Regions from separate parts of the Homo sapiens genome. Here region 1 is linked to region 2. A link is a loop called in an ENCODE intact Hi-C map of the cell type or tissue named here. Cell type or tissue: body of pancreas. All regions are shown on one strand. Links, peaks and the distances in the headings refer to the core of each region. The heading gives the core; the rest is flanking DNA. Region 1 overlaps ASAP2 (ArfGAP with SH3 domain, ankyrin repeat and PH domain 2). Region 2 has its middle 28 kb from the start of ASAP2.

The links. Hi-C counts contacts between places; a loop is a spot of excess contacts. Peaks named below come from ENCODE experiments on the same cell type or tissue, not always from the same donor. Only the 100,000 strongest peaks of a DNase experiment are listed, where the experiment ranks them.
Region 1: a loop joins it to region 2, with 1.8 times the contacts of the local background. A loop is called at or near these places in 2 of 110 quality-filtered maps.

The regions. Positions count from the first base shown.
Region 1 is chr2:9,252,048-9,257,429 of GRCh38, forward strand. The region is part of intron 1 of ASAP2 (ArfGAP with SH3 domain, ankyrin repeat and PH domain 2); the gene reads left to right. Among named protein-coding and RNA genes, the nearest start is that of ASAP2, 48 kb to the left of the region's middle. In body of pancreas, for the core only: no CTCF peak of the experiment used is centred there; no DNase peak of the experiment used is centred there.
Region 2 is chr2:9,176,356-9,181,737 of GRCh38, forward strand. No RefSeq gene overlaps it. Among named protein-coding and RNA genes, the nearest start is that of ASAP2, 28 kb to the right of the region's middle. RefSeq lists an enhancer at 3,192-4,391. In body of pancreas, for the core only: a CTCF peak has its summit at 2,050; DNase peaks (open chromatin) are centred at 2,186 and 2,766; H3K27ac peaks cover 3,636 bases.

The DNA.
Region 1 (5,382 bases), core at 279-5,278, 76 kb after region 2:
CCTGTACAAAACCTTCCCTCTGGGAAATGCTGGAAGGAGAGCCTTCGTGTCACAAAAGCCGTTAACACACACTGTGAGGTGCCTTGGAGAGAGGTCACTCAGGCCAGGGAGGGCAGGCGTGCCTGACACCAGCTGCTAGGACTGCATTGGAGTGAGGCCACTCAGCCTTGAAGGTCAAAGAGCAGATGACAACTGAGAGTAATTGATGAACCAGGGACTGTAGGAAGAGTCATTTTAAATAAGGCCTTTGGGGCTGTGCGCAGTGGCTCTTGCCTGTAATCCCAGCACTTTGAGAGGTCGAGATGGGTGGATCACTTTTGGCCAGGAGTTCAAGACCAGGCTGGGCAACATAGCAAAACCCCATCTTTACTAAAAATACAGAAAATTAGCTGGGCATGGTGGCACACGCCCAGCTACTCAGGAGGCTACGGCAGGAGAATCGCTTAAACCCAGGAGGTGGAGGTTGCAGTGTGCTGAGATCACACCACTGCATTCCAGCCTGGGCGACAAAGTGAGACCCTATTCCCCTAACACCCCCGCCCCCCAAAAAAAGCCTTCGGAAGACAGTTAAAGAATTTAGGAACACGGCCGGGTGCAGTGGCTCACGCCTGTAATCCCAGCACTTAGGGAGGTTGAGGCGGGCAGATCACGAGGTCAGGAGATCGAGACCATCCTGGCTAACACGGTGAAACCCTGTCTCTACTAAAAATACAAAAAAATTAGCCAGGCGTGGTGGCGGGCGCCTGTAATCCCAGCTACTCGGGAGGCTGAGGCAGGAGAATGGCATGAACCCAGGAGGCGGAGCTTGCAGTGAGCCGAGATCGCGCCACTGCACTCCAGCCTCGCGACAAAGCGAGACTCCGTCTCAAAAAAAAAAAAAAAAAGAATTTAGGAACACAAGCAGATAGTGCGTGGGCCCAATCACTGGTCCTACACCAAGCATCTTGACTATTTAGTTGTTCACTGCAGCCCTCAAAAGCTGCCCGTGCATCCCTAAGCCCAAGCCAATCCCGAGGCAACAAAGAAACGAAAGTCGTTTTTTGTTGTTTTTTAAAAAGTTTTTAAAGTCAGCTGAATTGAGGTCTACTCTGCAAACAATAAAATTCACCAGTTTTTGTTTTTGTTTCTGTTTTTTTAAACAGTTTCACTCTTGTCACCCAGGCTGGAGTGCAATGGCGCGATATTGGCTCACTGCAACCTCTGCTTCCTGGGTTCAAGCGATTCTCGTGCGTCAGCCTCCTGAGTAGCTGGGATTACAGGTGCCCGCCACCACACCTGGCTAATTTTTGTATTTTTAGTAGAGACAGAGATTCACCATGTTGGCCAGGCTGGTCTCCAACTCCTGACCTCAGGTGATCCGCCCGCGTTGGCTTCCCAAAGTGCTAGGATTACAGGCATGAACCACTGTGCCCGGCCAAAATTCACGTTTTAAATGTGCAGTTTAGTGGGTTTTGTGAAATCGTCTAAGCACCCTACAGATGTAACGTAGCAGAGTGCCGTCACGCAGAACTCCCCTCTTCAGTTGGTTCCCCCATTCCTGCCTCCTGTCATCTCTGCGCTGCTTTCTGTCCTTACAATTTTGCCTTTCTTAGAATTCCGTATAAATGGAATGATAGGGTATGTAACCTTTTGTGTATGATTGCTTTTGCTTGACCTAGTGCCCTGGAGATTACAATGTTACATGTATCTTTAGACCACTCCTTTGCATTGCTGAATAATGTTCTGTTGTATGGATACAGAGTAAGTTCCCCCTTAGCTGCATTTTACTCTCCAAGGTTTCAGTTACCTGAAGTCATCCCAGGTCCGAAAATAGTACATACAACGAGATATTTTGAGAAAGAGACCACATTCACATAACTTTTATTACAGTATATTGTTGGCCGGGCACGGTGGCTCATGTCTGTAATCCCAGCACTTTGGGAGGGCGAGGTGGGTGGATCACAAGGTTGGGAGTTCGAGACCAGCCTGGCCAATATAGTGAAACCCCGTCTCTACTAAAAATACAAAAATTAGCCGGGCGTGGTGGCACGTTCCTGTAGTCCCAGTTACTCAGGAGGCTGAGGCAGGAGAATTGCTTGAAGCCAGGAGGCAGAGGCTGCAGTGAGCAGAGATTGCACCACTGCACTGCACTCCAGCCTGGGGAACAGAGGGAGACTGTCTCAAAAAAAAAAAAAAAAAAAAAAAAAAAAATATATATATATATATATACACGTGTGTGTGTATGCATATATATAGTATATTGTTATAATTATTCTATTAGTCATTGTTGTTAATCCTAATTAATGTGCCTAATTTATAAACTAAACTTTTTTTTTTTTTTTTGGAGGCAGAGTCTTACTCTGTTGCCTAGGCTGGAGTGCAGTGGCATCATCCCAGCTCATTGCAACCTCTGTCTCCCGGGTTCAAGCAATTCTCCTGCCTCAGCCTCCCAAGTAGCTGGGATTACAGGCATGCACCACTACCCCCAGCTAATTTTTGGATTTTTTTTTTTTTTTTTTTTTTTTTTAGTAGAGACGGGGTTTTACCATGTTGGTCAGGCTGGTCTCGAACTCCTGACCCCAAGTGATCTACCCACCTCAGCCTCCCAAAGTGCTGGGATTACAGGTTTGAGCCACCGTCCCCGGCCTATAAACTAAACTTTATCAGAGGTATGTGTGTATAGAAAAAAAAAACCCAGTATATACAGGATTTGGTACTGTCTGGTTTCAGGCATCCACTGGGAGTCTTGGAATGTATTCCCTGAAGATAAGCGGTACTACTTGTTATCAGTTCACCAAGTGATGGGCATTTGGGTTCTTTCCAGTTTTTGGCTATTATGGATAAAGCTTCTATGAACATTTGACTACAAGTCTTTGTGTAGGTAGACACGTTTTATATTTTGACTTCGGGAAATACCTGAGAGTGCAATTGCCGTGTTGTGTGCTAAGTGTGTGTTTAACTTTATCAAATGCTGCCATCCCATTTTCCAAAGTGGCTGCATCATTTTTCATTTCCACTAACCACGTATGAGAGTTCCAGTTCCTTCACTTCCTCATCGGTGCTTGGCATTATCAGCCATTTTACTGGGTGTGTAATGGAATCTTATTGTGGTTTAATTTATATTTCCCTGGTAACTAATGAAACCAGAATCTTGGCCATTGTGTATCTTCTTTGATGTTATGTGTCTATACTTGTACCATGTAAGTTGGTTCTCAGATCATACAATGCATCATGAGAGTAGAGATTCTAATGAGTATTGAATGTCTCTTACCTGAAGGGCTGTTCAGGAGAAATGGACTATTTAAGTAACAATAATCTGAAACAAGATTCTGAAAGATGTGCTCTGTGGAATAATATTGCACATATTCCTAGAAGCTGGGATAAATCATTCACACAGAAAAAACTGGAAGGATCTAGCAATTTACTTAAATTCTCCTATGGAATTTTAAAAAGATGGCCTCATATTGCCTTGTTACTATGGAATGGTTGATTTGATGTAAATGCACACTGCAGCTTAATGAAGTAGCCTCTCTGGTTCTGTGTGTCCTTGCCGTGGATTCGGCAGATGGTGTCGTCAGAGATTATGGAGTTCAAGCCACCTAGCTTTACAGAGGTGAAGGGAGGTGCCTGAGTTGATGAAGGGAGTCGGGGGCAGAGCTGGTGCCAGCACCATGTGGTGCTCCAGAGGTTCTTCAGGGGTCTGCTTGACCTGTATTGCTTTTATCTTTAAAATTTCCAACAGTTGTTAAAAAGTTTTCTGAAAAGATTTATACTCTGATGTTTGCATCACATAGCAGGGAGGTGATCTCACCAGAACATTTTGAAGTCTTGGTAAACATTGGGCTGGGGGGCACAAGATCGTCTGATTTATTTGTATGCGTATTGGTAGGTAGCATGCTAGGCATTGAGGGACTTAAGAACTGGGGTTTATAAGCAGGTTATAAACTACAGTACCTCCAGTGATCTGGCTCTATAGCTTAGTTGTTTTTAATGCCCTGTTTTGATGAAGGAACCTGTGTAGACTTAAAGTTGTAGAATGACCAGTGCGTCACTATATTTTCCCTAGTCATTGACATATTTGCACGTTCAGACATTCATAGAAATGGCAGGAGAAAAACTATTCTAGGGTCCCCTGCAAAAAAAAAAAAAAAAAAAGAAAGCAAGTAATTCTGGCAGCCCAATTAATTCATTTAATGAATATTTATTGAGTGCCAACCATGTGCCAGCTTGGGGTGATGAAGATAAAAAATTAGCATGTCAGTGGGCGCCAGGATGTTAAAAGTTGGAGTTTAGCACGAGGGTGTATATGCATGTGCTGCCTTCACTTAAATGTCAGGCAAAGCGGCAGTGTCAACTGTACATAAAGAAATTAGCGTTTAACATGCTGTGCCAATGATGATGCTGTCCATGGGCTGAGCAGTCAATATATGTTTCAGATGCTTCTTGTCTAACATATCTGAGATAAGGACTGCAAGGAGATATTAGATGTTGTTAGTGGTAGAGAGTTGAAACAAATTTCTTACTATTCCAAAGCTTTTGGATTTTGTTTTTAAAAAAGAATGTGGCCATCTGTTTCTATTTACATGTGCAAATCAGAATTGTCTCTGTCTTGTGTAACTGGAAGAGTATTGAAATGAAAGTGCAGGCCACTGGCATCCAACTGCCAATTTCAAATGAATGAAAACAGCCTCAGTGTTCTCATTGATTCCATTTTGGGGATGTGATGGTATGCATTTGAGCAATTTGTATTCCAGCAAGAGACCTTTTTAATCCATTTCCTCTGTGTGACAGAGGAGTTGGGTTTTAAAAAAGCACTGACCGAGAGTCAGTATGACTGTCTCTTAGCCGCTTGTCCTGTCCACCCTCAGTCCTTGTTCCTCTCCTTCCTGATCCTCCTGCTGCAGCCAAGGGCTGGGAGGGGGCAGCACAGCTGATGGACTCATTCCAAGTCCTTGGCTGGAGTGCCTCCTGCCTGCTAACAGCCTGTCACTTTCTTCAGGATGTGCCTGTGTTACCTGCTCCAGGGTGTCTTTCCCTAACAGCCTGTCACAGGGCGTTTGGTAGAAACTAAAGAGCAGCAGAGGATGGTTTCATTCATTCCATGTTCGTGGAGTGTTTACACGTGTCGGGCATTCCACTGGTGCTGGAGATTCAAAAATCAGAAGGTGCGGGCCCCCATCCTGAAGGAGTGACAGTTTGTCCTTGTTCCTTAGGGTTCAGCTAATGAAAAGTCTCAATTGCCTTGGGAAATTTGAAGTCTGAAAGCAGGGACTGTTTTATAGTAGTCTCAAACAGTGGTAGGAAGGATATACCTACTTAGTAAGCATTATGGAATGACCATAGGTGCCTAAAACTTTTCCCTGCAAAATTAAAATAGCTTTATTTTCTTGGTTTATTGTTTCT
Region 2 (5,382 bases), core at 100-5,099:
CACCCATATTTTGAGTTGTTGTACCTGATTAGAATTTCCACGTCTGCTTAGAGTTTTGCAAATACTAATTCACCCTTAGTAAGTCTTTTATCTAAAATAAAGTTGTTGTTTCAAGATAACTCTATTTCATTGGTCACATATGTATCATTAAGCTGTGTAATTAAAATAACCAGCACTACTGGTATAAACAGGTTCAGTAGGCATGCAGCTCTGTCAGTAGGAGCAGGCCGTGAGAAGCTTTTGGCCTGAGCAGCAGATATACTAAGTTTGATAAAGGAAAGGAGGTGGTCATTCTGTCAGTACCAGAGGAGAAAGAATTAGTTAATATCATTTGATGCACTGTACATATATTGTCTCATCTAAACATCAGAGTTGCCAAGTTAAATCCTTGATCCATTTTACAGAAAAGCAAATTGTTTTGTTTTTTGAGATGGGGTCTTGCTCTGTCACCCAGGCTGGAGTGCAGTAGTGCAATCTCGGCTCACTGTAACCTCTGCCTCCCAGGCTCAAGTGATCCTCCTGCCTCCGCCTTCTGAGTAGCTGGGACCACAGATGTGCACCACCATGTCTGACTAATTTTTTGTATTTTTGGTAGAAATGGGGTTTTGCCATATTGTCCAGCCTGGTCTCAAACTCCTGAGCTCAAGCAATCCGCCCACCTCAGCCTCCCAAAGTGCTGGGATTACAGGTGCGAACTCCCATGCCTGGCCTCAGAAAATCAAATTGAGGCTCAGGGATCTTAAGTATTTTGCCCAAATCACATAGACAGTAAGTGGCAGGGGAGGGATTCCAACGTTCATCTGTTGGGCTCCAAAACTTATGCTCTCTTCACTACATTATATTTCTGCTACACAAAAATAAGAAGGGCTGGGCATGGTGGTTCATGCCTGGAATCCCAGTTCTATGGAAGGCCAAGGAGGGAGGATACTTGAGCCCAGGGGTTCAAGACCAGCCTGGGCAACATAGGGAGACTCCCGTCTCTACAAAAAATACAAAAATTAGCTGGGCATTGTGGCGCTTGCCTGTAGTCCCTGCTACTCAGGAGGCTGAGGTGGGAGGATCACTTGAGACCAGGTGGTCGAGGTTGCAATGAGCCAAGATCGCATCACTGAACTCAAGAAAACACAGTTTATTGTGGTCTGGCAAATGTTAATGGATTCTCACTGCTTTTTCTCATCTTATGCTTATGTTTTTATCCTGAAGCAATGGGAAATGGATGGAGGGTTTTAAGGAGATTCAGAGTCACATAAGAATTCAGGGAGCTACCCCGGCCGGGTGCAGTGGCTCACGCCTGTAATCCCAGCACTTTGGGAGGCCAAGGTGGGTGGATCACGAGGTCAGGAGTTCAAGACCAGCCTGACCAACGTGGTGAAACCCCGTCTCTACTAAAAATACAAAAATTAGCCAGGTGCGGTGGCACGTGCCTGTAATCCCAGCTACTCAGGAGGCTGAGGCAGGAGAATCGCTTGAACCCGGGAAGCAGAGGTTGCAGTGAGCCGAGATCACGCCACTGTACTCCAGCCTGGGTGACAGAGCGAGACTCTATCTCAAAAAAAAAAAAAAAAAAAAAAAAAAAAAGAATGTAGGGAGCTAACTCTTGTAACCAAGTTGAGGATGGATTGAAATCGGATGAGAATGAGGAGCTCTGTTGAAAGTCCCGAGTAGTAACTCAGGAAAGCGACAATGGGACTTACTGACTGATTGACAATGACAGGTAACGTGCTGAGCATTTACTATGAGCATTTATTATGTGGGTTAGTGCTGTTGACAAAAAGAGTGAAACTCTGTGAAATATTTGAAGAGATTTATTCTGAGCTAATCTCAGTGAACAATGCCCATGACACAGCCCTCAAGAGGTGCTGAGAACACATGCCTAAGGTGGCTGGATTACAACTTGGTTTTATACATTTTAGGGAGACATAGGCATCAGTCAGTACATGTAAGATGTACACTGGTTCAATTCGAAAAGGCAAGTTATTGTCCAAAGACCTAGAATCAATAGAAAGGAATGTCTGGGTTAAGATAAGGGGTTGTGGAGACCAAGTTCCCATTATGCAGAGGCAGCCTCCAGGGAGCAGGCTTTAGAGGGACTAGATTGTAAATGTTTCTTATCAGACTTAGAGTGTGTTCTATCAGTAATTCCAAAAGGGAGGAGGGTGTAATGAGGCATATCCAGCCCCACATTCCTGTCACAGCCTGAACTGGTTTTTCAGGTTGACTTTGGAAGGCCCCTGGCTGACAGGAGGGGCTCATTCAGAGAGTTATGGGGCTTAGAATTTAGAGTTTTCTTTTTGGTTTACAGCACTTTACTTAATCTAATTCTCACAGCAACCCTATGAGGTAGCTGAAACTGATGCAGAGAAGTGAAGTAACCTCCCCAGTTGCTAGAGAGGAAGTGGCATGTACCCAAATCCAACTCTGTGCACTTCACCCCATGTTCCAGCCCCCAGTGTGTGGCTGTGTGTGGACAGGTGACAGGTGCACCCGGGAGTTGAGGGAGGGGAGTCTGCTCCCAGACAGGTTGGGTTTGGGGTGCTGAGGGGAGAAGGTGTCAGGGCTCAGGGGACCTGTGGGACTTCACTCCCTGCTCTTCTCCTCCCAGGCCCCTGGCCTCAGGTTCCTGCCTCATGCTGATGACTTTGGGATTGAGTGGGACAGTTGGAGGGTTGCCTTCAGGAAGAGAAATGATGCTGGCCTGGCTTTTGAGCTCCTTATGAAACACAGCAGTGAACCAGTCTAGGAAACCGCACTGTGTTCCACCAGACTGAACAAGCAGAAAGGGCCTTGGACCCGCCTCCCCGGCACACCCGTGGGATGGCTGTCTACATCTGCATGCAAATGATTCTGATACGTTCTGACAAATAATATTTACATTTGGAATCCAGCTGTCAAGAGAGAACAGCTGCCATCAGGTGCTTAAGGCACCTCTAAGGCATGTTTTCAGATTTTAAAAAAAACCACGTGAGCCCACACTGTTTAAACTGTATCCCCACGGAAGTTGCAAACTGAAGCTTCTTTGTTCCTGCCAAATGACTCATGGACGCCCTTTAAAAGAGAACGAAACAGACGTGTTTTGATGGGGAAAATACATAAAAAATGCAGTGCATTTTTCCAAGCAGCCATCAGACCATCTAATTCAGGCCAACGAGGGCAAAGCTGCGAAGCTCTTCGGCTGACCTTCTCCATGAGGACCTTGTCCCAGACAGGGGCCCCCTGGAAAGGGACGTACTGACCAAGGCAGGAAAGAGAAGGCCAATTTTCCCAAGACGATTAATCTTACTGAGGTTCCATTTGAAAACAGCCTTCGTGTTCTTCTAGTATGTTGTTTTTCTGAGGAAATCATTTTCAGAAGCATGTGATGTAATCATCTTAAGAAGATAAGCGTTCATTTACATAGCATTTATTCTGTGCTAAACATAGTAAGTAATTCCTTGATGAAGAACCCAGACACAGAGATAGTAAGTAACTTGCCCAAGTCCACACAGCTAGCAAGTGCCTAGCTGGGGTGCAAACCAGGTAGTCTGGCCACAGAGTCTGGGCTCCGCGTGGTGGAAAAAGCACCTCCCGTGTTGGAATCTGTGTGCCCTTGGACAAGTCCCATATCCTTCCTGAGTCACTAATGCCTCCCCAGCACTGTTGTGGGAGGATTAGTCACTGGGGCAGGCCCTCAATAAACATGAGCTGGATCTGAGTCCCAGGGGAGTGCCACACAACTTCCATGGGCCTCCCCTGACCCTCCCAGGCTTCAGGAAGCTCTTCCACCTCTGCAATGTTGGGTGGAGTAGCAAAAAAAGGCACGCAAGGATCCAGCAGGCCTGTAGGACATGGCGGTTTATTGTGAAAATGGTCTGAATTGATATTGGTAGTGCCTCCACCCCTACACATACACACATACATGGGTTCCTAATACACATGTACACAACACACAACACACAACTAACCAACGAGAATCCATCAGCATTGAACCGCAGGCAGCACACTGGCAGGTGCCTGGAGCGGTTACAGTTGTTACTAATTTCTTGGTGCTTACACTGCGTTGGCTTTGTAACCCCAGGGCCTGGCTCTGTGTCCTGGGGATGCACACATTTCCTCGCAGCTAGGCCAGTTTGCATCAACCCTGCACCACTTCTCTTCATTCTCTACAAATTGGAGAAACCCCATGTTGTTGATAAGAAGGAACCAACGACAAAGTTATAACAGTGAAAGACACAGGAAACAGCTCTCTGGTGCAGGTTCCCAATTTCAGGCATAACAGAAAGTTATTCAGGGCAGCAGCCCTGATGTTCTTGAACTCTGGCTTCTCAAAAGGAAGGACATAATTTTCACTGGGTGGAGGGCTGGGGTTACCTGAAAATAGCTCTCTTGCAGGATGGAAGTTCCTGACCAATTCTACTTCCATAAGGCACTGTCAAACACCTCCCTTCGCCCACCTCCAGATTCCAGATTGAGCAGTCCTAGCCTTAGCCCTGAACACCCACCAGGACCCATTGTGGCTGCCACAAATGGACCCACCCTGCTCATACAAACACGTGGGGACTGCAGAAAAATCAGGACCCAAGGATTGACCTCACACTCCTATCAGTTGCTCCCACTCCTCCCCATCATCTCTGCTTCTTCACCTCCCACTTGACTTTGCCTAGCTCCAGATCTTGCCTCAGGCATAGATATGGTTTGTCTGTGTCCCCACCCAAATCTCACCTTGAATTGTAATAACCTCCACGTGTCAAGGGTGGGGCCAGGTGGAGATAATCGAATCATGGGGATGGCTTCCCCATACTGTTTTCATGGTAATGAATGTCTTATGAGATCTGATGGTTTTATAAAGGGCAGTTCCCCTGCACACACCCTCTTGCCTGCCACCATGTAAAACATGCCTTAGCTTCTCCTCTGCCTTCTTCATCATTGTGAGGCTTCCCCAGCCATGTGGAACTGTGAGTCCATTAAACCTCTTTCCTTTATAAATTACCCATTCTCAGGTGTCTTTATTAGCAGCATGAGAACAGACACCCTAGGATGTGGCAGCCTGCTACAAACCCACTGGCTCAATGGACCCCCTTCCCGATATTTACGCTTCTTAGTTATGCAAGCCAATAAATTCCCTTTATGGTGGTTGAGGTCTTTAGAATTGGGTTTTTAATTTCTCAAAATGCAAGAACCCTGACTAATACAGAGGTATTTGATAAAGTAAATTGAAAGAGAAGCTCAGCAGTCCATGCATTGACTTAGCAGGAAGAGGGGAGCCCTGGAAGGCTTGAATAGACAGGTGGCATCCTTTGATGTATCTGATCAGCCAGTACCCATTTGACGAGTATGGACATCTGCATGGGGCTGGATCATGGGTGTCCACCAGTAAACATCACACTGCGTGACCCCTGCTCCTGA